Regions from separate parts of the Mus musculus genome. Here regions 1, 2, 3, 4, 5 and 7 are each linked to region 6. Evidence: chromatin contacts called from ENCODE Hi-C data. All regions are on one chromosome and are shown on one strand. Each heading gives the region's core, a stretch centred on a gene start or an enhancer-like site at or near the end of the contact. The rest is flanking DNA. Distances are from core to core; before and after follow the strand shown.

Evidence for each region. A loop is a pair of places that touch in the nucleus more often than their neighbours do.
Region 1: a loop to region 6 is called in a map of T-helper 1 cell, with 6 times the contacts of the local background. The contact joins the promoter of Nefh here to the promoter of Gsdma in region 6. A Hi-C loop is called at or near these places in 2 of 37 maps with a recorded cell type or tissue (T-helper 1 cell and T-helper 17 cell).
Region 2: a map of T-helper 2 cell shows a loop between it and region 6 (13-fold over the local background). The contact joins the promoter of Thoc5 here to the promoter of Gsdma in region 6. A Hi-C loop is called at or near these places in 2 of 37 maps with a recorded cell type or tissue (T-helper 17 cell and T-helper 2 cell).
Region 3: a map of T-helper 2 cell shows a loop between it and region 6 (9-fold over the local background). The contact joins the promoter of Emid1 here to the promoter of Gsdma in region 6. A Hi-C loop is called at or near these places in 3 of 37 maps with a recorded cell type or tissue (T-helper 1 cell, T-helper 17 cell and T-helper 2 cell).
Region 4: a loop to region 6 is called in a map of T-helper 17 cell, with 10 times the contacts of the local background. The contact joins the enhancer-like site here to the promoter of Gsdma in region 6. A Hi-C loop is called at or near these places in 2 of 37 maps with a recorded cell type or tissue (T-helper 17 cell and T-helper 2 cell).
Region 5: a loop to region 6 is called in a map of T-helper 2 cell, with 12 times the contacts of the local background. The contact joins the promoter of Nf2 here to the promoter of Gsdma in region 6. A Hi-C loop is called at or near these places in 2 of 37 maps with a recorded cell type or tissue (T-helper 1 cell and T-helper 2 cell).
Region 7: a map of T-helper 17 cell shows a loop between it and region 6 (10-fold over the local background). The contact joins the enhancer-like site here to the promoter of Gsdma in region 6. A Hi-C loop is called at or near these places in 2 of 37 maps with a recorded cell type or tissue (T-helper 1 cell and T-helper 17 cell).

What each region holds. Positions count from the first base shown.
Region 1 is chr11:4,946,179-4,949,920 of GRCm38, reverse strand. It overlaps Nefh (neurofilament, heavy polypeptide), which reads left to right and starts at 1,857. Exons shown (of 4, transcript NM_010904.3): 1 at 1,857-2,863. The coding sequence starts at 1,987. It also overlaps a transcript of Ap1b1 not described here.
Region 2 is chr11:4,893,768-4,897,137 of GRCm38, reverse strand. Thoc5 (THO complex 5) reads right to left here and starts at 1,795. Exons shown (of 20, transcript NM_172438.3): 1 at 1,760-1,795. It overlaps Nipsnap1 (nipsnap homolog 1), which reads right to left. Exons shown (of 10, transcript NM_008698.3): 10 at 2,937-3,370.
Region 3 is chr11:5,150,469-5,154,225 of GRCm38, reverse strand. It overlaps Emid1 (EMI domain containing 1), which reads left to right and starts at 1,996. Exons shown (of 15, transcript NM_080595.3): 1 at 1,996-2,104. The coding sequence starts at 2,004.
Region 4 is chr11:4,269,459-4,273,293 of GRCm38, reverse strand. It overlaps Lif (leukemia inhibitory factor), which reads right to left. Exons shown (of 4, transcript NM_008501.2): 4 at 780-3,835. Among named protein-coding and RNA genes, the nearest start is that of Lif, 14 kb to the right of the region's middle. Within about 2 kb of position 1,560, at least 2 of the 3 ENCODE cell types and tissues checked have a DNase peak (open chromatin) inside an H3K27ac peak, as active enhancers do.
Region 5 is chr11:4,847,631-4,851,195 of GRCm38, reverse strand. Nf2 (neurofibromin 2) reads left to right here and starts at 1,652. Exons shown (of 17, transcript NM_001252250.1): 1 at 1,652-2,324. The coding sequence starts at 2,211.
Region 6 is chr11:98,662,851-98,666,447 of GRCm38, reverse strand. Gsdma (gasdermin A) reads right to left here and starts at 2,097. Exons shown (of 12, transcript NM_021347.4): 1 at 2,010-2,097; 2 at 174-392. The coding sequence starts at 387.
Region 7 is chr11:5,316,783-5,320,463 of GRCm38, reverse strand. All of the region lies in intron 2 of Znrf3 (zinc and ring finger 3), which reads left to right. Among named protein-coding and RNA genes, the nearest start is that of Kremen1, 57 kb to the right of the region's middle. Within about 2 kb of position 1,919, at least 2 of the 3 ENCODE cell types and tissues checked have a DNase peak (open chromatin) inside an H3K27ac peak, as active enhancers do.

The sequences.
Region 1 (3,742 bases), core at 608-3,107, about 94 Mb after region 6:
CATGTTCTGCTCCATCATGAAAAACTAGAGTCTCCTCCCCCTCCTCCCTAGTGCACTCTCCTGGCCTGCAGCCAGGGGCTGGGAATGAGACACAGGACAGGAAAGGGATCTCTTTTAGGGAATCTATCAGTTCTCCTCCTAGGGATCCCTCCAAAAGAGAAAACCACAGCAAACTGGGGTGCAGTGAGGCTTGAGGTAACTGCCTGGGAGAAGTTCTGATCTGAAGAAGTCTATACTGGTTTCCAGAGCTTGTCAGTGGGCATTGGAGTGGGGCTCTCTCTGCTCCGGGAAGAGGTTTGCAGGGAGAAAGAACTTCACAGAGAGCCAGGCACTGGACAGGACATGCAGGGGTGGGTCACTTACATACAACCGTAGGTCGTTTCGAGCCCGTCATATGACTCATCCAATCCTCCCCTGTACCGCACAGAGGGACTGCTTGGAAAAGCTATGGAACCTCCCTACTCCGTTAGGCATAGATTTAACCCTTCCCATCCGAGGAGCGGCTGCTGTCCGTGGTGCTGAAGCGATAGCGGCACGGGCGGCTCCGTCCACTAACACCGCTTTTGACCGGAAAACCAAACCAAGAACGAGCCGTATAATAAAGCAAGAGCTCCAAGTCTAAGCCCCTCCGCCGTCCCCGCCCTTTCACCTGAAGCCTCAGTAGGGCTCATGATGGAGGTCGGTGGACTTTGGTACTGAAAAACCACTCCACCACTTCCTCGGAGCATGAAAGGGGATGCTTACGGCAGTACTGGTTCATCTATTCTGGAAAAGGAATGAGATGCCAAGATAAAGCAGAAAAATCGGGCAAGGAAGGGAGAAAGACAAAGTTCTCAGGTGAGAGGAACTGGTTACTATTCCGACTGGCAATATGTGGGTTCTCCTCCCCAAAATCAGCCAGACATTTCCCAAGTTCGAACCTCCTAGGGGCACATGGGAGCTTGGAGCTGCATCTTGTCTCTTGCACACAAGGGAAAACCAAACATAGGAGAACACAATTTGTACAAGGTCATTCAGCTAGCGAAGCACAGAAGCTAACCCCACCCTGTGGCAGAACTTGGCTTCGGTGTTGAGGCTCTTGCTGCCTACTGAGGGACCCCCTGTTCTTCGTAGGCAGTTTTCCTTTCCGGGCAAGAGGAGACTCCACTTTCCAGTCGTGGCCACTGGAATTTTTAGAGAGCACCACGTTCCTCTCACCCAGCGCTCCCTTTCTCCGTCTGCAGTGTTCTCCTTCTCAGGGTAGCTTTGCGGTCCTTTCAAACTCCACGCCCACCCCAACCCCAACCCCGAAGCCAGCTGTACAGTTCCTTAAGCCCCTTTGGGTGGCCCAGGGCCGCTGTAGTATCTGGGGAACACTGCACCGCCAGCTAGAAGGTCCCCATTTATCATCAGTAGCATCCATCATGCAACCCCATACAGAATCCCTTCGTGGGTGACTGCAGTCTGCACTCCTCATCTCAAGGTCCTCTCTAACTATCAGGGAACCAACCCTGTGCTGCTTCTCAAGTGGGGGTGTCCTCTCATAGTAATCACTGCAGTCTCCCACTGCTTCAACCCGAAGGCGCCCTGACCCATCAGTTCTGCAATCCTCTCCCTATTTCCAGTGCCCTCTCTTATTCTGAGGGTCTTATTCTGACTAATAGGGTCTTCCGACATGCACCTGGAGGTCTGCACTTGTCCGCTCCGGAAGTCCTTTACTCCTTGGTCTGACCTCGGGAGGCTCTACTGACGATGCGTCGATTCCCCTTCACTCCTGGGTCGTCCCCCCCAGCCCCGCCCCTCTCACTGCGGAGAAGCCGGTCGGCCCGGGGCCGCGGGGGAGGAGGTGGAGAGGGTGGGGCCCTCCTCCCCAGCCCCCCACTGCCGAGGGGCCGGACCGGGCCACCGCGGATATAAAAGAGCCGGAGTCCCAGAGCTGCCGCAGTGCTGCCTGCCCCGTCCCAGCCCCGCACTCCCGCTCCGCTGGCGGCCGCACCTGCTCCGGCCATGATGAGCTTCGGCAGCGCCGATGCGCTGCTGGGCGCCCCGTTCGCGCCGCTGCACGGAGGCGGCAGCCTGCACTACTCGCTGAGCCGCAAGGCAGGCCCGGGCGGCACGCGCTCCGCGGCCGGCTCCTCCAGCGGCTTCCACTCGTGGGCGCGGACGTCCGTGAGCTCCGTGTCCGCCTCACCCAGCCGCTTCCGCGGCGCCGCCTCGAGCACCGACTCGCTAGACACCCTAAGCAACGGCCCAGAGGGCTGCGTGGTGGCGGCGGTGGCGGCGCGCAGCGAGAAGGAGCAGCTGCAGGCTCTGAACGACCGCTTCGCGGGCTACATCGACAAGGTGAGGCAGCTCGAGGCGCACAACCGCAGCCTGGAGGGCGAGGCGGCGGCGCTGCGGCAGCAGCAAGCCGGCCGCGCCGCCATGGGCGAGCTGTACGAGCGCGAGGTGCGCGAGATGCGCGGCGCCGTGCTGCGCCTCGGGGCGGCGCGCGGGCAGCTGCGCCTGGAGCAGGAGCACCTGCTGGAGGACATCGCTCACGTCCGCCAGCGGCTGGACGAGGAGGCCCGGCAGCGTGAGGAGGCGGAGGCGGCGGCGCGCGCCCTGGCGCGCTTCGCGCAGGAGGCGGAAGCGGCGCGCGTGGAGCTGCAGAAGAAGGCGCAGGCGCTGCAGGAGGAGTGCGGCTACCTGCGGCGCCACCACCAGGAGGAGGTGGGCGAGCTGCTCGGTCAGATCCAGGGCTGCGGGGCCGCGCAGGCGCAGGCTCAGGCCGAGGCTCGCGACGCCCTCAAGTGCGACGTGACGTCGGCGCTGCGGGAGATCCGCGCGCAGCTCGAAGGCCACGCGGTGCAGAGCACGCTGCAGTCCGAGGAGTGGTTCCGAGGTGCGCGGGAGCGCGGGGTGGGAAGGGGTCGCCCCCTCCTGGCGGAGCAGTGAGCAGCCCGAGAGGACTCCTCTCAGAAGTAGCTAGACCCGCTGCGAGGTGCATGCCACCTGACAAAGTAGCGGTTTTACCCAGACCCTCCCTTGGGGCGCCCCAACTCTGGATTTTCCTTTAGAAAAAGGAAACCACCCTCCACATTTTTTATGTCTGTAATTAAACACCGGGGCCAACCCCTGTGCCCCACACACTGTTAGACCCCAGATTCAGACTGATCTCCCATCTGAAATGGAGCAAGCCCCGTCTGGACCCAGCGTATCAGGTATCCAGCAGCCGCTTGCCATGCCAACTCTGCCCACCCTTTCTTGCGCACCCTGCGCAGTGGGTGGAACAGGAGTATTCGTTCTACCAGGCTTCGTCCCACTACTTGCTCAGTACATAACATCGCGAATTTTAGTAATTGCTGTGTAAAAATGAAAGCCATTCATTTTCATGCCGTTTCTAGCCAGTACGGAACCATCATGTGGACCTCATTGCTGTAAATGGCTGTTATTTAATATCCCCTTCCTCTTTCCCAAAATTTACAGGGGTTCTGAGTCAGCTAGACTGCAGTTGCCCTGAAACCTTACCCTTTAGCTGCAGGGTGACCTTGACCAACATTGGCTTTCTCTCATTCTCATTTCTTTTGGGATTGGGGCAAAGAGTAACTGGGCTTCTTTGTGTCAGCTGCAGTCATCTGCTGTAGTCGTTCCTGTAGTCATCTATAAATCTGGAGGCAAGTACAGAGCATCTGCGCTTTTCAAAAGTGTCTGTGATCCATAATAGCCAAGAATCCTAACTTGAGTGGCTTTTAAGCCTTTGCTAACAGCATGGAAAGCCAGG
Region 2 (3,370 bases), core at 546-3,045, about 94 Mb after region 6:
GACAGGTCAACCTGCCCGCCGTCTCTTTGGACAAGTCTATGTAGCTCACACTGCTTCCAAACTGGAGACCCCTCTGCCTCAGCCTCAACAGTGCTGAGATTATAGCTACGGGTCACAGTGCTGTGCTGTCATTTTTCTGGCCAGCTGTGAGGGCGCATGCCTTTAATTTCAGCACTCCAGGAGTGGAGAGCAGAAGCAAGTGGATCTTTGTGAGGTTGAGGACAGCCTGGTCTACACAGTGAGACAAAAATCACAAACGAAATGTCTAATTACTTCAAGTTTCCTAGTTTATTGTTAATATTTACAAACACCAAGGTTCTTGTGAGAAATAGATTCTCAAGTTGGAGAGATGACTCTGAAGTTAAGAGCATCATCGACTGCTCCTCCAGAGGATCCAGCTGCAATTCCCAACATCCACGTGGCAGCTCACAACTGACTGTAACTACAAGATCTAACACCTCACACGGACACGCACGCAGGCAAAACACCGATGTACATAAAATAAAAATAATTTAAAAAGAAATGGATTCTCTCTCAGAATCTTAGACAAGGAAACCAAGACAGAATTTATTAATAAATGTTTTCATCATACTATGTATACTATGCAGTTATATCAATATCATAAGACAAGTGGAAGCCATTTCCTATTTATGGCATGCAGACCAGACCCAAGTTTTCTTCTACCAAAGTAACTATAGGTTTAAAAAGTGACTGTGAAGTTGGGAATATTACTCAGCTGGTAGAGTGCTGGCCTAGCATACTCAAACGCCTGTGTTTGATCTCCTGGACTGCATAAAACTGTGTGGCGGGACATGCCTGCAATGAGAACAGGTCAGACTGAGAGCTGGCTGACGAGATGTTCCAGATCAGCTTTTGCTATATAATGTGTTCAAAAGTCAGTTTGGGCTACATAATAAAATCTCGTCTCCAAGAAAAAAGGGGGGAGGGGCGGATGGGCTGTGAGACAGGATAGTGGTAAATATCAGGAATCACAGAGCTTGAGTGACTGAGGCAGAGGGATCTTTACCAATGTGAAGCCAACCTGGACTACAGAAGCTGCCAGACAGACAGGACTATAGTGACTGCATTTAAAATCTTCATTAAAACGGAGCAGGTGGCACCTCTTCTTACTGCCCGAGCCCTTTGCAGTATAACTTAAGAAAAAAAATTCTTGTTTTCCTTTTCTTAGAAATTAAGATAAGCAAAATATTTAATGAAGCAAATACACTAAGTCCAGCCAGCTAGCTAGGAAATAGAGCGGACAACATAAAGAAAAGCCAAGCCAAGCTTCTTTGCCCTTGTAACGTCCGCACTTCGCGCTCTCAGCCTTTCTGCTCCAGCAATAAAAGCTCTTTTCTGCGACTCCTTGGAGTCTGGTGCGGCGCGACGATGGTAACGCCTCTCTCAGAGGACCGCAGGAGGCTGCCGGTGACAGGTAAACGAGTGGCGGACTCATCTGACAAAACCCACAAGGGTGGCACGGAAAACCCGGGAAAGCCAACCGCCACCCAGGAGCGTTTGCCACACGCCCAAGAGGACCATCGACGAGGGTCACCACCAGCAGCAGCACTCTCGGGAGACTACAATGGGGACAGAGGATGCTGCTCCGGTTAGTTCCTAGAAAACCGCCACGAGCCTGGGGGACCCCGACAGGTGAGGACCCCAGCCCGCGGACACGCTCCGTGCCGTCTGCACATCAAGCCCGGATCGCCCAGCGAGGACCTGCAGCCCCAGCCAGCAGCCCTCTACCCTCGCTCACCAGAATGCTCCTCACGCCTTCCAGCCGGGTAGCCACTTCCGGCTCGCGACCATAGAGAAGCGGAAGAAGAGAGCCACAGGCCGGAAGTGAGACACGAAGGCCAGATGCAGCTTGGGAAGCAAGGAAGGGGCGAGTCTAGTTCTATTAAGTTGGGAAACTGGGGCGATAATGTCCAAGTCTGTGCTTCGTGCCCCTTCACCGGAGTGTGAATTAGTGGGCCCTCCGCCGACTCACTCGAGTGAGTTTGTGGTATCTCAAGAAAGCACAAGTGTCGCTGTGCTATCATTTGAACAGGAGTGGATTTTGTCTTCTGACTTTGTTCAGGGCCTCACTACATAGCACACTTGCGGGTCTTGAACGCTATATAGATCAGGCTGGTCACTACGATCCGCCTGCATTGGACTCGCTGGACTTAGGCAGGTGTCACCATGCCTGACTCTTCTTTAAATTTTTGTTTTGTTTTTTTTAGATTTATTTATTTATTATATGTAAGTACATTGTAGCTGTCTTCAGACACTCCAGAAGAGGGAGTCAGATCTCTTTACGGATGGTTGTGAGCCACCATGTGGTTGCTGGGATTTGAACTCTGGACCTTCAGAAGAGCAGTCGGGTGCTCTTACCCACTGAGCCATCTCACCAGCCCTTGTTTTTGTTTTTTGAGACAGGGTTTCTCCGTATAGCCCTGGCTGTCCTGGAACTCACTTTGTAGACCAGGCTGGCCTCCAACTCAGAAATCTGCCTGCCTCTGCCTCCCAAGTGATGGGATTAAAGGCGTGTGCCACCACCGCCCCCCCCCCCCACTCTAACTTCTTGATACTATCGGAGTCACTACACCCAGAAAGGAACTGAGGCAGGGGCATAATCCTATATTACACCTGCTTCCTGCTTCACTGTTTTGTTTTGTTTTGATTTTTTATTTTCCCCCAAGACTCTAGTGCAGTACCTGTAAGCTTCAGATGTTTCCTATGCCTGGCATTTCTGGAGTAAATTCTGGTTGTCTGCAAACATGAACATTGAATACCTTGTGGCGCCGAAACAGCTCCTTTTCTTGCTCTGGGACGAAGATGAAGACGGTCTCCCTAAGAGATCAAAGCCAGTGTAACCCTCAGCCAACTGGAAGCTGCCCTGCCTTAGACAACTACTGAGATTCCTTGTAGATGAAGACAACACCACAACGTACAGTAAATATTTAATTTGGTTCCATCAACATTCTCCTGGATGGTAGCACAACCATGCTAAGCAGGGGTTCATGAGGTACCGGGGTCATTGAAGAGACCCCAGAATCACAACCTACTCCACAGACCTAGTGTTTCTGCAAAATGAGGGTTTGGGGGACAATGTCAAGAAGGGAAAGAAAGAATTTGATGGAACTATAGGTCTCAGCCTGTGTTTTTGCCTGTAGGAAGGAAGAAGTACAGAAGAGCTGAAGCACAAATTCAAGTTTTAACCACATTATGTAGGAAAACATGGATACGCCTCTCCATCTGTCTAGGAACAGGGTGCTCCCTTAAGATCCTCTGTCACCTCTGTCCTGTCTTCCCAATTCTGTATTTTAAATTCTGAATCCTATGTGCCCACTTGTGAAGGGTTCCTGCTTCAAGGCTGTCTCAT
Region 3 (3,757 bases), core at 747-3,246, about 94 Mb after region 6:
CTGCCTGGGGCAAAAACAAGACAAAGTTTGGAGGTATAGGCAAGGTCATATAGGTTCAATTCCCAGTACTTTACAAAACAAGACACACACACACACCCCTGCAAGGCATAGCCAGGGAGTCAAGGGACTGACTGACTGATTTAGTGTCAAAAGACAGCACACACCAAGTGCCAATGATCTTAGTGAAGGGAGGCAGGCACCCCTAAGGGGGCCAAGTTAGGCCCGTGTCCATACCCTTGGAGGGACCTGGGAGATTTGGAGAGCCATAAGCATCTGGGACATTATAAGTCTGCCCAAAGACCTACGAGGACCAAACAAGAAACTGAGGCTCAGACCGGGGGAAGACTTGTGTAAGCCAGCGTGAGCAGAGCAGTTGAGAGACAGGGTTTGAACAGCACCTACTACCTGGCCTTTTGGAGACAGGGCTGGGCTCTCTCTTTCTCTGCAAAGGACTCTGGTTATGCCCTGGTCCTGACTCTACCCACAGGTCCAGGAGAAGCAAGCCCCAGGACTCAGACTGTCTTTGTTTCCACACAGAGATGGGCAAGCAACCACAGGAGCATGGCCCCTTGCACAGCTGAGCTGGGCAAAGATTCCCTGACCTAGGCTGCTCACTGCTGGGGCGTGCAGTAGACGTCTTCTGTGACCTCCCTTGGTGACGACTCTGCTCTTGTGTAGAGCTGGGCACAGTATCGAACCCAGCATGCAGGAGGCAGAGGCAGACAGACCTCTGTGAAATGAAAGCTAGCCATATTATATATGTGTGTGTGTGTGTGTGTGTGTGTGTGTGTGTGTGTGTGTGTATTTGTTCCAGACCAAGCCAGGACATATAGAGAGCTCATCTAAAAGAAAGAAAGAAAGAAAGAAAGAAAGAAAGAAAGAAAGAAAGAGAAAGAAAGAAAGAAAATCATACTTCATATACACACATATGTACATATATGTGTGTACATATATGTACATATATGTGTGTACATATATGTACATATATGTGTGTACATATATGTACATATATGTTCATATACACACATGTTCATATACACACACATGCACACGTGTACACAAACATGATATGCATGCATACAGGCATCTCACGTGTACACAGACATACATGCATACACATGCCCACCACACAAACACATACATTGTTCATTCAAATATGGCGTACATAAGCAAATACTGCCCATGCTCACAAACACATCGTGTACACACAGATTCAGCACATACATGTTTACAGCGCCGTGCATGCATACAACATTATCCATGCACACAAATAGTCTATCATGTCAGCACAGGCAAACTCCTCGCACCTGCTATGCCGCGTGGAATGTGCCTGAGTCCCACCCAGGCCCTCTGCTCTCAGCCAGTCCTTACCTTAGGGAATGGGAAATTGAGGCCTATGCCAAAATGCTGTCTACACTTGTGCTTAGACCCCAACACTGAGATGAGGGGATTGTGGGTCTGGGGTTACTCTGCCAGAGTGCTCTGGGCCTTAGTGTCTCCCTGTAAAACAGGTATAAGGGTCACTGCACTTAGGGGACGCGGGAGCACCTGAGCCTCGGGTTTCTCCTCCGTAACATGGGCGACCTAGCCAGCCCAACACGGAGTGATGAAAGCTTTAGTCAGGGCAGGATGTATGGGGTGAGATGCCTGGGACAATGGCACAGCTCGCGCAGGAAGCCTGTGTTAGGTCGATGGGAAGATCCTGTGTGTTTCGGGAACCCAGTTCCGCAAAGATGTCAAAGATGTGCGTCCAGAGGCGATCGCTCTGGAGTGGTGGGTTCAGGTCCTGGCAGCGTTGCGGGGACGAGGGGGCGGGTGCGGCCAGGGCCTCAGTTTCCCAGTCTGCGGCTCAGGTGGGCACCTGGAGGGCGTCCTGGCGGGGGCGCGGACGGCTTCCGGGTTGGCGGGGGGCGGGGGGCGAGGGGCGGGCGAAGCCGAGCGCCCCCGCCCTGCTCCGCCCGGAACCGGCTCTGCGCGCCCGCGGCTGCGGTGGGGACGACAGCATGGGCGGCCCGCGGGCCTGGACGCTGCTCTGCCTCGGGCTCCTGCTCCCGGGAGGCGGCGCCGCGTGGAGCGTCCCGGGCGCCCGGTTCTCGGGTCGCAGGTAAGTCTCCCCTAGCTCTGTGCAATCCCAGCACTGGGGTGAGGGAAGCAGACCCCAGCTCCGTGCAACCCCGAGACTGGGACAGGGACCCGACCCCAGCTCCGTACAATCCCGCGACTGGGGCAGAGACCCGATCGCAGCTCTGTGCAACTTCAGGGTCTGGGACAGAGACCCGACCCCAGCTCCATGCAACCCTAGGACTGGGACAGAGACCCGACCCCAGCTCCTTGCAATCCCGGGACATCGGAGGCAGTCCGAGACTGTTGCAGGGGCTCCATCGCTCATCTCTATACCATAAGCAGTGGGAGCAGGGGTTTGGCACGCTGTGCTCAGGATAGCCGGCTCACCTACTTCTGTGTGAAAGAACAGACGGCCTCCCCTACTGAGATCCCGGAGGCCCCAGAAGGTGGACCCATGGCAATGCAACAGAGCTTCCCAGGACTTCTGTGGGTCTCGCCCAAGCCCCCCTTCCCTTCATGTACATGTAAAATGCCAGGATCACCCCTTAGCCAGCCCTTCAGGAATCCCCTCTCTTTTCCCCTGCTACTGTCTTTTTCTTCTTTCTTTCTTTCTTTTTTTTTTTCTTTTTTCTTTTTTTATGTCCCAGCTATTTATTTCACTCGGAGGAAGGACTGGGGTGGAGACTGCACAGTGGGTCAGTGTCAGAGGCCCCCTGGGACCTGGCATTTGGTTGGACCTCCCAAAAGCCTATGACTCTCTGCCGGCCTTTGTGGAGTGTTTCCCAGGATCGGGTCCTGTGGGGCTTTTTCTAGACAGTGCCTTCAAGACTGGAGGATGTAGGGAAACTTGTCCCCACTCAATAGAGGGGCAAACTGAGACTAATGTGCTCGTGGTGGGTATTCATGGAAGAGCTGGGATTCAGCTCTCCCTTTCTGGACTCGATGGCAGAGTTTGAACCTGCCCTGGCCCCTGCTCTGCCTGTAGCCCCTGCCCCTGTCTCCAGGACAGACAATGTGGACTAACCAGGCCTCTTAGGCCTTTCAGCCCATTCAAAGGCCCGTGAGGGCCCCACCCCCCTGTGGCCTCACTTCTTTCTTTTTAGAAGTTTCCCTTTCTTGTGGTCAGAGGCCAGCAACCCCCCCTGGGAGCTAGCAAAAGCAGGTGACCGGGTAGAGCAGGCTCAGGGGTAGAAGTGGCTGAGGCAGCAGAGGTCAGGCAGTTAGCTGTCTGAGATGGGAACAGCCGAGTGGCAGATGTGGCAGATGCCACAGCACCCCTACAGTGTGCCAACCACAGCTGGTGTGGGCTGGCACTTTTCCTGCATCCATTGCTTCTAGAACCTTCCCAGCTGCTATCTAGGCTTGCTTCTCTCTGCTGTCTGTTTTATAGAGAAAGAAACAAAGTCTGAGAGTGGGGAATTATCTGTCCCACTTCATAGAGTAAGCCCCACATAAGAGGGGTGAGGATCTAGGGCTTCCTGGGGTCAGACTTGGGGTGATGGGTGAGACACTTCCCTCCAGCTGGCCCAAGGCCACCACTTCCGAGTTGTACTCCGTGTCCCCGGCTTCCTGTGTGGGGACTCTGCCTGTGGGCAGGTGTCTGGGTTTCACCCAGTCTGTCCCTCTGTATAGTCTTGTCACAAAGCTCTTGCAGCAGCCCCCTCATACCCATTTTACAGACACCGAGACTGAT
Region 4 (3,835 bases), core at 311-2,810, about 94 Mb after region 6:
TGCTTTCCATAATGAATCTCTCAGGGGGAGCCCAAGATTCAAACCCCAGAGCAAAGTACAGGAGATATTTAGGGGACCTACCAGACACATCTGTGTCTAACAGTTTGACCCCCATTGTTCCCCAAGGAATAGAGAAAGGGTGCTGTGGAGAAGGCATCTCTTTGTGGGAGGAAGCACTCCCTGAGAGCCATCGGTACCCCCCCCAAAAAAGCCTTGCAGAAATGCTGTCATGGCTGCTTAGTTAGCCCACTTAGGGCACAATGTCTCGTGTGATTCTGATAGGAGCCTCTGGACCAATGTTGATGCTGCTCCTGTGCCTGTGGACCCTTCCTGGGTGACGGAGCTCCAGACAGACGCCATTTCCAAATCCCTGAAACTCCACGCAGAGAGAACATGAGGGTTGGGAGCTGAGTGGGCCCACACCCATTGGGCTGGGGACTAGCTGGGGTCACCTCTCACTGGGAGGGGTGACCTCGACATTTTAGATTACTCTGGATATTCAGTTCCTCGCTCTGGGCTTCAGTTCTCTCCTCAGCTAACCGGGAACAAACTGGCTGTTGTGCTTAGTGAGATGTCACACCAGTACCCATGGAAGCCATCGGTCCCCTCTCTTAGTGGCACCTCATATTCTAAACACCACTCACTGTTATTTCTGGGCCCAAATACCACCCTCCTACCCCTCCTGGACCGATGGAGGAAATCTCATCTTCCAATCCTCCTATAGTCCCAACAGGAGGTTCCCCCACAAGCCCTCACCAAATCAATGCACTCCAGAAGGCTCAACAAGAATGAGTTCTTTATTATTTCATTTTTTCTTTAAAAAAAAAAGACACTCCTTCAGTATAAAAAATAAATATTTTAAATATGACATTGAATAAATAAAAATAATCTGTCAGTATGAAACATTCCCACAGGGTACATTCATCAAAGAGGAATTTGTCACCCAAGGCCAAGTCCCTTCCAAAGGAAAGGAAAGAGGGAGAGCAGCAGTGCAAAGGAGAGGCTGGGCTGGGACTGGGGAGTCATCCGAATGCAGACAGCCATATCATTTCCCTTCTGAAGCCGCTACCATGCAAGACTCCGGGGTCCTGGCCCACATACCATGTCTGCTCCAGAGAGCAGGCAAAGCAGAGCTGGGTTGCTTGAGTCGGGATCAAGGACACAGAAATAGACAAGAGTGGGGGGAGGGGGGCAGACCAGTAAACTCTCAGTGCTTTCAGGTTTGAAGTTTTAAATAATAAATAAAGGCCCCTTTGCTTCTCTCTGGATAAACTGCAAAATGCCCCATCCCTTTTTCTCTGGTCCAGACACACTACCTACTATGCTCGGTGGAAGTCAATGCTTCCAGGTGAAAGATGTCAGGTGAGCAACTACCTGCCCCTAAAGTCTGTTTTCCCCAAAGGCTCAATGGTTCTGGGATGCTGGGCAACTGATGGAGTAAGACGCAGGTAGGTGGTTGCGTTGGGGGGACGGGGGCGTGCACGGAGAGAGTCCATTGGTCCCTGAGCCTTCAAAGCTGCCAGGTGGGCGGAGCCCAGAGAGTCCAAGTCCATACAAATGTGAAGTGATGACAAAGCCCAACAGGCCCCAGGCTGTGGCATCATCTTGGCTTTTAGACAAATTGACTCTCAGCTTGGAGAAGGGCAGCCAGTCCTGAGATGAGCCTGACGCAGCAACAGGAGTACGGTGGAGTAACTTTGTCGCTGACACGCGTGGCCCCCACCATAGTCTCCTTGCTGCATCTATGGTTCCAGGCCTTTCCTAAGCCAGAGCTCCAGGGCCTGTCCACCTGCCGTCCAGGTAAAGTGCTTAGAGAGTGACAGAGAAAGGTGCAAAACCGCGTGAAGCAGAATCCCACTGCTGAACTGCTAAGGACCGCCCTGTTCAGAGCCTGAGAGGCAGGCAGCTAGCTCTGTAGTCAGCCACTGCCCCAGCTTGGCTGCCTTCCTCCCTACCCTGCTCCCAGATCGAGGGCGTTCCTCTGCTTGCCTGGCCTCAGCACAAAGGAGAGATCAGATCGGATTCCCTGCCTGGGAGCCCAGACATGGGCGGGAGTGGGAAGGCAGCGATGAAGCAAGGACCACAGCTTCCTGGTCTGTGTCCCAGGCGTCTCGGGCCTTGATCTCCCCTTCTCTGGCGCACTGGGCAGCTGTTCAGGCCCAGTTCAGGGCCTGCACTGCTCCAACCTCCTGTATTCACCCTCTGTGGGTGTTCGGGCCACCCGAGGAGCTTCCATGCTGGTCGAAAGCACGCTGGGTGCCGGGTCAGGATGTTTCAGCACTCCTCAGCTACGATTTGAGGAAGGAATCAGTTTTGCCCAAGGTTCCAGAGCCATTCACTTCATTATGAATGGTGCACCGCATAGCAGGAATCTAGGGGGTGCCAGAGAGCTCAGTGGGACAAAACAACAAGAAACTGTTCCACCCCCTTGGAGACCAGAGGGAGAAGGGGGGGGGGCGGGGAGAGAGAGAGAGAGACAGAGACAGAGAGAGACAAAGAGACAGAGACACAGAGACAGACAGAGACAGACTCGGAGAGACAGAGACAGAAGCAGAGAGACAAACTGGCCCAGCTTTTTCTGGGGGACCCTGACACCCTAAAAGTGAGTCACAGTGGGAGACAGAGGAGCTAGCCAGCTCTCTGATTTGACCCATGAGCTGCACCTGTAACAATCATGTGCCTCCAGACCAGGCCCCACTAGGTGGAGAGTCTCGGCCCCAGCTCCCATGGAAGGAGCCTCATACCATTTCGGGGAATTAACTTTGCCATTTAAAGCACCAATAAGTTAATATAAATAGGACATAGTAATAAATAGACAGCTGTGCTGGATCAAACACAGCACTCTGGGCCTCATCTTCCCTGAGACCCTGACCTCAAGTTCTGCTTCTCCATGCTCCAGGGACCCAAGACAGCCCTCTGGTCCCCTTCAAGTACCTTTGCGACCTCCGGGGCCTCAGACCCGACATTCTACTTTATGCTACCTGTCTGTCTGCTCAAGATCACCTGTTCTCAGGGGTTGAGAAGCAGATGAGAGCTGCAGTCGGCTACTGCCTCAGCAATGGCTGGCTGCCTTGCTCCTTCCCTGACTCCTAGACAGTTAGAGGTCCTTCCCCGGGAGGACTCTGGGAACCTGCCTTTGCAGCCTGCCTCTTCCTGCCTGCACACACCTCACCTCTAGGTCCAGCTGGCAGACCCCAACCACGCCAGGCTGTGGGGGGAACTGCATAGAAGCTAACCGAGTTCGTCAGGCTTTGACAACTGGAAGCTGGCCGCTGTGCTTCTGTGGGAGCCTGAACACTGGTGACCTAGACTCTTCCATCTGACAGTCTCTAAGCCTGAACTCTCTCATCCAACTCAAGAGAAGACACATTCCATCATTCCACCCCAGGGTACCCTTCCACCCACAAAACTTATAAAATAAAATAAAATAAAATAAAATAAAATAAAATAAAAGGATTCCTTCTGGATCCCAGTCCCCTTAGCTCTCTCACATCCCAACCAAGCCTTCCAAAGTTTCTCTGAGAGACAGCAAAGGACCAGATGATGGTGACTCTGTAGGGGTCTAGGACACTTCCCAGCCCTTTGCTGTCTGCTGTAGACAACTTGTGCAGCTTGTTCATACACCCAGCAAGCAAGGGGCTGAGTGAGTGAGTGAGTGAGTGAGTGAGAGTGAGTGAGTGAGTGAGTGAGACAGAAATCTCTCAGACCAACACCCTCATTGCCATTTCTAGCTGGTGCTGGGCTGTATAGAAGCTCTGCCTATGGAAGTTTCAACTTTGCCAGATTCCATCATGGCCCAGCCCAGAGTGCAGTGAGTACCTGGAAATCCCTGGGG
Region 5 (3,565 bases), core at 403-2,902, about 94 Mb after region 6:
CTCAGAAATCCTCCTGCCTCTGCCTCCAGAGTGCTGGGATTAAAGGCATGTGCCACCATGCCTGGCTCCAGGGCTATGGTTTTAAGAGAGGCTGAGGAAGAGGACATGCTCAGGGGTTCTAGGATACCCCAAATAACACAGGAAGACCCTGTCTCAAAAACAAACAAATAGACATACAAAGGTTGGAAAGGTGGTTTAGTGCCTAAGAGTAAATGTTGCTTTCGCAGAGGACCCAGGTTCAGTTTCCAACACCCATGCAGTAGCTAAGGACTGAATTACAGTTTCAGGGGCTTTGGAACCCTCTTTTGACATGTGTGCCAGGTATACATGCAATGCACATATGTGCTGTAAAACATTTATATACATAAGATAAAAAAAAAAAAACAAAACTGTGGTGCTTTGACTAAGAACGGTCCCATAAGCTTATATTTGAATGCTTGGTCACCAAGGAGTGGCCCTATTTGAAAGAATTAGAAGGCTTAGGAGGTGTGGTCTTGTGGAAGGAAGTCTATCATTAGGGGTGGTTTTTGAGGTTTCAAAAGCCCATGCCAAATGGTTGTCTTGCTTTCCAAGCCTGCAGATCAGGATATAGCCATCTCTCAGCTACTGCTCCAGTACCATGCATGCCACCATGCTCCCTACCATGCTGATAATGGACTAAACATCTGAAACTGTAAAGAAGAAAAAGTCCCCAATTAAATGTTTTCTTTGATACGAGTTGCTGTGGTCATGGTGTCTCTTCACAGCAGCAGTGCCTGGGGAATGTATCTTTAAAACAAGTAAAAACTCTACAAATCCCCAGAAAGTTGAAATTTTCCTAAGCATATTATACATTTGATGACGTTAAGCTACAAGTACTCCAAGTATGTAGCTTGGAAATTAAAACAAAACAAAACAAAAAAACCAAACAAAGGAACAGAGGGTAAAATGAAAATTCTTGCCGGGCAATAGTGGCGCACACCTTTAATCCTCAGCACTTGGGAGGCAGCAGCAGGCGAATTTCTGAGTTCGAGGCCAGCCTGGTCTACAGAGTGAGTTCCAGGACAGCCAAGGATACAGAGAGAAACCCTGTCTCGAAAAACTCAAAAAAAAAAAAAAAAAAAAAAAAATAAATAAAATTAGCTTTCTATATGTATTAAGCAAGTTTCAATTCCTCAACCACCTAGTAAGGTAAGGACTATCATGAATTCTGTGGTTATTCTAATTCTCTTAAAAAGAAGTTGAAGGATCTGGCAGGCAAGTCGGGGCAACTTAAGCGGCCTCACTTCGTGTTTTTAAAGTTTGAAAAATATTGAGTCAGCATATATAATTAAGTGTCAAAAAGGAATTTCGGCCGGATGTCCCAGATACGACTGAAGCTCTGGTAAGACGCTATAAATGGGATCTCTCACTGACTGCAACAGTACCTCGTGCGGTGCAGTCCCGGCCTCTACAGGTTTCCCGGGAAAGGCGCCGCCCGCTCCTTCTCAACCAGTCTTGCTAGAGTAGGAGTATACTTTAGGAACAAAAGCGCTCGGAGTGACCGCATCTACAGCCACTCAACGCCGAGAACAGACCGGCGGCCCTCGTTCAGTGCAACTTTCAATTGGTGGAGTAGGCCTCCAGGAGGCGGGACGAAGCGGAAGTCCCGCTTCCTTTGGCGTTCCTGCCAATCACAGTATCTTAGAGAAAAAAGTGTTAGGGTGAGTCGCTGAGTAGCGTAGTGGGAGTCCGGAGGGCGGGGCGGGGCGGGGATCCGGCAGGTCGCTGAGGTGGGGGTTGGTAGAGGACGCTTCCCGAGGGCGCGCGGAGCGGAGCTGGTGACAGACACGCACGCGCGTGTGCGCTCCCAACTACTGCGCGGCCCCGCGACCCTCGGGGGTCGCTGAGAGGCCCGGCGTCGGCGCCGCAGCCGTCTAGGATTTCTGTCCAAAGGCGTCCCTGGCGTCCCCAGCCCGAAGCTCCAAGCTCGGGGCTGCGCGTGCTTTTGCCGGCATCTCCCCCCGACCCCCCCGTCGTCAGAGACTGTCCCTTAACTCATCTTTCCGCACCCACAGCCGGGTCCTCGCGGCCCATGCTGGCCGCTGGGGACCCAGGCAGCCTAGGTCTGTCTCGGGCCGGCCAGCCGGCCACCATGGTGGCCCTGAGGCCTGTGCAGCTACTCCAGGGGGGCTAAGAGACCCAGAACGCGGGCCTAGGGGTGAGGGGATCCAAGGCCGGTACCTCGCGCCATGGCCGGAGCCATCGCTTCTCGCATGAGCTTCAGCTCACTCAAGAGGAAGCAGCCCAAGACATTCACGGTGCGGATCGTCACCATGGACGCCGAGATGGAGTTCAACTGCGAGGTAACCGGCCGCCGACCCCGACGGGCTGTGAGTGGAGAGCCGCGGAATCTCTGCCTGTCTGGTGGCAGCGACGCGGGTCCCTACCCATGGGGTGCCCTCGCTGTGGTGACAGTCGAAGTGCAAGCTTAAGGGATTCCGTATATATCATTATCTGGAACCGGAAGAGGCTTTCTAGGGCCAGATCACAAGTTAAAGCTAGTTGTTTGTTTGCTTGTTTGTTAAAGTGGGGTTCTTGGTTTTGGCATTTCCCGAAGGTTATTTTCATTCATTTGTTATTGGGAAACACTGGAATCTTCCGTAGAAACGAACCGGTGTGCAGTGTGTAGAACTCGCGCCTAAAACTCCAGGGAGTTTTTCGCTAGGTATTAACTGTGTACCCTAGGTCTTAAAAGTTACATCTAGTTATATTGGAAGCTCGTACTTTTCCCTGTTCCAAAATTTTCAGTTTCTGGAAAAAACTCTTTGAGGAAAGAGTGTCTTACATTTACTCTTTATAGTTTCTAACATGATGATAATAGCTATCATTTTGTTGAAGAGTGTGTATGTGAGTGAGTGTGTGTGTGTGTGTGTGTGTGTGTGTTTGTGTTTTCAGGGCCTTGTGTATGCTAGGCATGCACCCCATCACTGGGTTGTATCCACAACCCTGAACACTTGCTAAGTGTCAGACATTTACACATTTGACTCTCAAAAAACAAACAAACAAAAAAGCAAAGCAACAACAAAAAAGCCAGTCAGATAGGTCCTGTGCCACTGGAATATACTTGGTTTGCTTCCCTAGCCTATTGCTTTTAAAATCCTTGGAATCGCCAAAGTATTCGTTTTCTTTTTGTGTGTTAATGAGCTGGATGCTGTTGCCATGCTATAGTAGTTTTAGAATTCAGCCTGGTTCCCAGAAAGGATCTTTAAGGTTGGGACTTCTCAGTTCTTCCCTTAAGACTGAAGGATCAGCCAATGATTTAACCGACAATGCCTATATAATTAAGCATCCATAAACTGAAAGGATATGGCTTAGAGAGCTTCCATCTGAACATGTGCTCTAGTAGTGGTATAGTATAAACTATAGTAGTAGTATGAACTCTGCACCGTTTCCCACATGCCTTACCGTATACATTTTAAAAGATCTTATAAGCTGGGCAGTGGTGGCACACACCTTTAAACCCAACACTTGGGAGGCAGAGGCAGGTGGATTTCTGAGTTTGAGGCCAGCCTGGTCTACAGAGTGAGTTCCAGGACAGCCAGGG
Region 6 (3,597 bases), core at 848-3,347:
TGGGAGGGAAAAGACAGAAGTAGCTGAGCTGAGAGGTACCCCCACTCATCAGCACCCCCAGAGAGAACTCTGGGCTTGGTGACCCCTAACCATATCAGTGGGGAGAGCTTGAGAATCTTCCCTGTGGTCAGGATGGCTGGCCCTGGCCTCACAGCTCTGGGTGAGAGGCTGACCTGAGGGGGAGCTGCCCGGCTCCAGCACATCCAGGAGAGTGTAGTCGGTGTGCACATAGCGGGCTCCCCAGAACAGTGTGCTCTTCCTCTTCCTCAGCACCAGGCAGAAGGGATGGAAGCGTTTGAAGTCGATGAGGCTGTCTAGGGGTGTCAGATCCCCTCGAGGGTTCAGCTGTCTAGCCAGGGCCCGGGTGACATTCTCAAACATAGTCATTGTCTCTGTGGAGAAAGAGATGGACAATGTCCAGGCAGCCGCTGGGGTCGTCAAGACCTGGTAAGGACTTTGTAAGAGGCTGTCACCAGGCTTCACTCCTAGAGTAGAGGGGAGACAATTAGAGCATCTGGATGTTGGATTTGGAAGGAGCCCACGGAGTCCTTCTTTTGTGATGGACAATCCCGAGCTCTAGAGTTCACATGGCTGACACAAGATGCCGGCTTTTCCCTTTGCCAAGGGCTCTTTTCTCATTCCATGTTCACTTCTTCACAGAACAGAGCCCAGTTAGAGTCTGTCATCAGCAAGGGAAGGGAAGTGTCCTGTCACACTAAGGGACAGTTGAAACTAGGACCTGTGGACACTAGGGAAAGAAGCAACCGCACTGGGCCCAGGAGCCTGGGCAGTCAGAGCTGGGCAGCTTCCCCAGTTGCCCTTTCCTTGGCAAGGCTACACTTGTTTGCACCCTCCATTTCCTTCCCACCCACCTCCTAGCAACACCAGTATAAGTGGGCAAATTTCCTAGTTCCTCTCTCCCAACTACTTCTTTGCCTTTGTTAGTTCTGCTTACGATATATCCCCTTTCCAATAGAAAGAATTCGTATTTGTCCTATAAGACTCAACTGAAGGACTGGAGAGATGGCTCAGCAGTTAAGAGCACAGACTGCTCTTCTGGAGGTCCTGAGTTCAAATCCCAGCAACCACGTGGTGGCTCACAACCATCCATAATGAGATCTGAGCTACAGTGTACTTATAATCAATCAATCAATCAATCAATCAATCAATCAATCTTTGGACTCTGAGCAAGCAGGACTGGAGTAAGAAGGAAAAAAAAAGACTCAACTCATGTCACCTGCTCACCCCTTTACTCCTTTGGGCATTTTGGTGACTCTGCCTGCATTCCCAAGGCATCTTGTATATCCACTTCTGAAACACCTGCTAATTCATCTTGTTACCATCCATCTGTTCACCTGACTGCCTTGCCTACTCAACTGTGACTTTCCTGAGGGCAGGAAATGGGCCTGAGTCACCTCTACAGCATCAGCACCATGTCTGGTAGAAACAAGGATAGAAAGAGTGAGCTTGGTCCTGGGAGACATGCTGGAGGGAGAGGGACCAAGAGGATGTGGGGCCTGCAAGGATCACAAGTTTGACAGTTTAGGACTCTGTCTTTGAAGTCGAGGTATCTCACCTGGGGATCCAGGAGACACACCCAGGTTTTCCTGGTGGGTGGAAGAGATCAGACACATCAGCTAGCCTCCATGGGCCTCACCTTTCTGTAGTACTTGACAGAGGCAGGGAAACAGGAAGGAGCACACAGAGATGTTGGGGCCATCCTGCCATCTACAATATACTTTCCAGCCCTTGTTCCTGGAAGGGTTGGGATGGCCTATGTCCCTCCAGAGACCAACTGAGTGTACCTAGAAGGACCTACCCTTCACCAGAGTGGCACTCAAAGGGCTGCCTCTCTTCTCTCTAAGGCCTACTATGAGTCCTACCCCCAGTAAAATGCAGGGAGATTTATGGCCATGATAAAGGATAAGAAATCCCATGCCCATTTGGCCCCAACCTTCCCCTGGTTCCCCAGAATGTCCCCCTGCCTCCTCAGCCATCATTGATCTTACCAGGGAAGGGTGATGCTGGATCCTGTCTGGCAGCTGGTGTGTGGTGAGGAACCAGAGCTCGTTCTGTCTATAGGGTGAGGGAATGACTGGCTGTCCTTTATCAGGACTGGCTGCTTTATGCCTCCATGGAGGCGGGGATGTAAGCTCCCACAGACCCCGCCTCCCACAATGACCCCACCCCTTTTTGTTCCACTTCCAGGAGAACAGCATCAACCTGTTTGAAGTGCCCCGCCTCAGGTCCTGTGGGGGTGGGTAAAAAGATGCCAGGCAGGTGTCTGTGTTGCTGGGGCTGAGACAGAAAGAAGGGGGACTGAAAGTTTGCTTATAGACTGGGGAGGAAGGGAGGCAGTGGGAATTGGCTGTGTGCGTGTGTGTATGCACTTATGCTTATTTGTGTGTGAGTGTGCATGTGAGTGTGTGTGTGTGTACTCATGCATGCGTGTAATTGTGTGCAGGGGTGATACAGGGTGGATCACTGCCCTGATGTCATCTGGAAGCACCTGCCATTCATCTGAGGCCTTGTGGAAATGATAAGTGATAAGAAATCCTGTATGTTCAGGGACTACAGGCAGCAGAGCAGCTGAAAATCTGCCCTTCAACTTTGTATGCATCAGCCTGCTGATTCTTACCTCTCTCTATGTGTATATGTGCCTTGGCTACACATGCATAACTTGGTACCAGTATGCACAGAAGTCTGAGGAGGCAGGATAGAGTGAGCTCATATGGCCTTCTATAATTTGGAAGCATCTCTAAGTATATGGAATATATGCTCACACACAGGCAGAGGTGGATCTCAGCGGTGAGATGACGGACAGCCCAGGATGTATGCTGTGGGCGTTCAGCTGTCTCCCTGTAGGTCATTCAGGAACTTTCTCTCTCTCTCTCTCTCTCTCTCTCTCTCTCTCTCTCTCTCTCTCTCTCTCTCTCTCTCTCTCTCTCTCATGTTAGTGCACTGCTGCTCTCTTCAGACATACCAGAAGAGGACTACATATTCTATTACTGATGGTTGTGAGCCACCATGTGGTTGCTGGGATTTGAATTCAGGACCTCTGGAGGAGCAGTCAGTGCTCTTAACCTCTGAGCCATCTCTCCAGCCCCCATTATCTTATTAAAGTTGCTCCTTGGAAATCACTTAAAAGAGGATTCTACACACACAGGCAGGTCTCTAAATTACAATTTATGTGATTTACTGCAAGGCCATATGAAGAAGCAGTTTCCTGGAGATTTCCTTAGGGACTGGTAGGAGTGAGGAAAGAGTCTCACACTCTGCAAAAATATCTTTAAAACTTTATTACTTTACTTTCTCAGAATCCTTCCACACTTTGTTCTGCCTCTCTGGTCCCCATCCTTCACCCCTTTTCTTTCCTCCATTCCCTTCCACTTCTCACCTGGCACAGCTATCAGCATCTTAGACAGACAGCTCTAGCTCCTGTTTGCTGTCAGGTGCCCATCCCCCTTAGGAAAGGTGGAGTTGGGTTCTTGGGTGTGTGGGATGGTTTTGTTATATGACAGTACAAGTGCAGAAGTGTGGTATTTGTGTTATACAAATCTGTTTTTCCTTTCCCCCTAGTTTTCTGTCTCTGTTTCT
Region 7 (3,681 bases), core at 670-3,169, about 93 Mb after region 6:
GTACGTTCTATCATTTGTAATAAGGATAAACAGGACTGCCTACCTAAATAAAGGTAACAGAAGTGCTGCCAAAAAAAGGATGTTGGCTACTGACAGCTGTCAGTAAGCCTCCCACAGCTGCTGTGCTTTTAGTGCTTTTGAAAAGAGAACAGCTCAAAAAAGTTCTATTTAGAATGTTCAAGATCTCTTAAGGTTTGCTGATGAACAGCAGAGTGTAGATTATTTCCCTAACTGATGCCCAGGCTCTTCTAAGGAGGGTTTGGGGCCTGAGAGCTAAAAGGGTAAGTAGGGTCATTAGTTGGGATTCTGGAGAGCCTGAGATGAGTACCAACAGGTAGTGCGGAGACCTTTTCATTGAGATCAACCCATGTCAATTAAATGGCCTCATTGAGAACCAGCCTATATGGAAGTAGGCCACTCAGCCTTGGCAAATGGGCTCATAGACAGACACACATGACAAAGAGAAATGGGCACACATAGTTTCTCACCCACTAGACCTGTTTTCCTAAGTTCTTTTTTAAAAACTTCAGAAGACTACACACCCTCTCCCCAGTTTTATTTTATTTTTCAGCTGATTGGGCTCTTTCCTATCATCTGAAATTAATCTAAAGTAAGTTCAGCCTCTGTGGTTGCAGTGTCCCTTTCTGCCTGGTCCATGGTCCCCAATCTGGTGTTACAAGGCAGTCAACTTTGGTAGAATAGTTAATGTAGTAGTAATATTAATAACAACAACAATAATATTAATAATGCAGTTGACTGCCACACAGACTTTTACTTGGCATAGAAACTGACTCTCTCCTAAAAGCCAAATAAAATCCATTTGATTTGCAAAAGGCTCACCTGTAAAATCTGCTGGTTATTTATGTAGCCCTGGAAACCACCAACCACCCCAATCCACAGCTACACACAGAAGAGTCCAGGTTACCTACCAACCTCTTAAGTGACTGAATGATGCTCAATGACACCTCTTACCAGCCTTCCTTTCTTCCTGCCTCCTTCATGATATTGTTATTTTTGCTTAGATTGGACTGTCTTTCACGAGTTAGAAAAAAATAAGAAAATTGCCTGTTTTCTGCAATCCAGGTGTGTTTCAGAGATTCAGAGTTAAGAAGTCAAGTAAATATTTTGGCAGCCCAACAAAGGTAAGAAAGGGAGAATGTACCTAACTGGCTTCTCAAATTGCAGGCCTGTCCAAACACTGCCTTTCTCTAGAGAAGTTGGTCTAATGAAGTCAGCCCTGCTCACCCAGCAGCCGGGTCAGTGGCTAAAGTGGACTTGTGCCTTTTTCTGGCGCCTTCCCTGGTTTGGTGCTGAGCCAGATTTGATTTTGATTCCCTCTAGTACAAGACAGAGATACTCTATCTGTAAGCCAGGATCTTTCCTCCTTAACACACTCTAATCACATTGTTTTCTCATCTTGCTGGGGGCAAAAAGAAAAGCCACCCTATTTTCTCTCCCTCTTTTAAGTTGGAACCCTGACAAAATTAAGCCCAAAACGTCACAAAGACTCTCAGATAACATGGAGACTTCAGTGTAACTTCATCCCAGGAAGAGGCAGACAGCTGTGAAAGGGAATCCAGAAGTACCATGTACAGGGCTGCTGGTCTCTAGGGCTTCAAAGATCAGGGCACCAGAGCACACCCCAGGTGCCAATCTAGGTGACTACCCCTTCCCCCAATGTCTTCACTTAAGAACAACCATTCATCCCAGAAGTAGGGAGTTATGGCCTGCTAGTCCTGTCTTGCTATGCTTTGTGACTGTTCTAAGGAAAAGACAGACATGAAAGCTGTCTCTTTCTCACCCTCCCCCAGTGGCTTCCATTGGATCACCTTGGCAGGGGCCTCATCCCAAGGGAGGAGGGGGTGGAGTGCGCTGTGGTGATGGTTCCTTTGATCACTTCTTGCTAGATCCCGGCCTGGCTGCCAGCAGGCCAACTAAAGGTCCTACTATGCTGACCTGATAGGTGCTGAATAAAGCCCAAGGGACAGTAACTAGTGAGAAGAAAGCCTTGGAAGTGAAAAGGCTCTCCCTCCCCCTTTCCTGTCAACCGTCGAAGCTTCATAGACTGGATTTTCCTGACAGGGAGCCTCTCGGTTCCTGCCAGCCAGGCTACGTACCCTTAGCCTTGGCCCCTGCTTTTTAGATCTTGCGTGCCCTGTGTATGTTTTGTGTTTGAATCCAGGCTGGCTCTCCCTGGTTCTCAGGCTGGGAACCCACTGTGCCTGTTTCCATGGTCACTGGGAAGCTCTTAACGCCATGTGCTTCAAAGGGATCCTTTCTCCTCCCAGACTCCCTGCTGCCTGCCTAGGGAGTGCATGCACAATGAGAGGCTCCTCTGGCAGGCCTCTGAAGACCTATCCTTTGCCAAGGAAGGCTGTGCTACCTCACAGTACTAGGAAGTGCTCCCAGTCCTTAGTGAGCCCCCTTGTAGATGTTTATAGTTTGTAGATTGGTGTTTTCCCTACATCTCTTTGTTTAGGAAATCATAGAAACTAAAGGAGAATGCAAAGTCTGAGGTCCTTGTAAGAGGTAGCAGTCTTCTAAGTGGGCAAGGGGGAAAGAAAATGATGGGTTGGGGAAGGGAGACTAATGTTAGATATCCTTGGCTAAACTCCTATCTTTTTTGGGCCAGGAGAGAATGAAGTTGAAAGATGGCTCTTGTCATGCTTTCTGTCCCTGGAGACTGACTGGGGAAGGGATGCCTGCTCACTCACCTAGAGCCAGGCTTCCAGGTTTGACAGTTGCTTTCATTCATGTGTTTCAGAATGTGCGGAACAGGCTCTCCCAGCTGAAAGAAGATAAGAAGAACTTACAGTTTAGAGATTTGGAAGGTGCTCCAAGCTGAGGCTGGAATAAATGCAGAGCTCCTGGTTTTAAATTCCAAGCCTGAAGCCTAGCCCTCAGAGCTGGCAGCTTGGTATCTGTCTGAGCTTACCATACAGCAGAGGGCATGTGGACCAGTTGTTTTCCAGGGATAGAGGGATTGAAAATCTTTTTTTTTGGGGGGGGGGGTACAGGGTTTCTCTGAATAGTCCTGGCTGTCCTAGAACTCATTCTGTAGACCAGGCTGGCCTCGAACTCACAGAGATCTGACCACCTCTGCCTCCTGAGTACTGGGATTAAAGGTGTGTACCACCATGCCTACCCATGATTGAAATTCTTTATTTGGGCTTTTATCCTAGTGTTGCTTTCCTGATTCCTTGTCAGCCTTCAGAATACCTCTTTCCTCCCCTGTAGGATTCCCTGTAGTGATAGGAATTTAGTTAACAGGTCACAGATACTCTTTATGTAACTAGAAGAGAATTCACTTTGATGGGGTTAACTATATTTTCTACTTAAAACATCTTGGAAAGGTTTTTAGAACTTGGAATTCTGAGGGTGATAAGTTTTGCTTCCCCCAAAACCTATGCTCACTGCATATGGAACATCATTTAAAGGGTGGATTCTAAGAACAGCTCATTTTGTGCTGCTCTGTTGGAGCCCTAAAGCTGGTGCCCTTGGAATACCTATGGGAAATAAAATGGAAACTATGGCCCCTATTATAGGCAACATTCCTAATAGAAAGGAATGGTACTAGACTTTTTTCAGTGAGTATAGGGATGAAATTCCAGGATGACCTAACAATGTATGTAACCATGTAGCTAGTTTCGGCAAACAGGGACCACTGGACCATCAACTCTT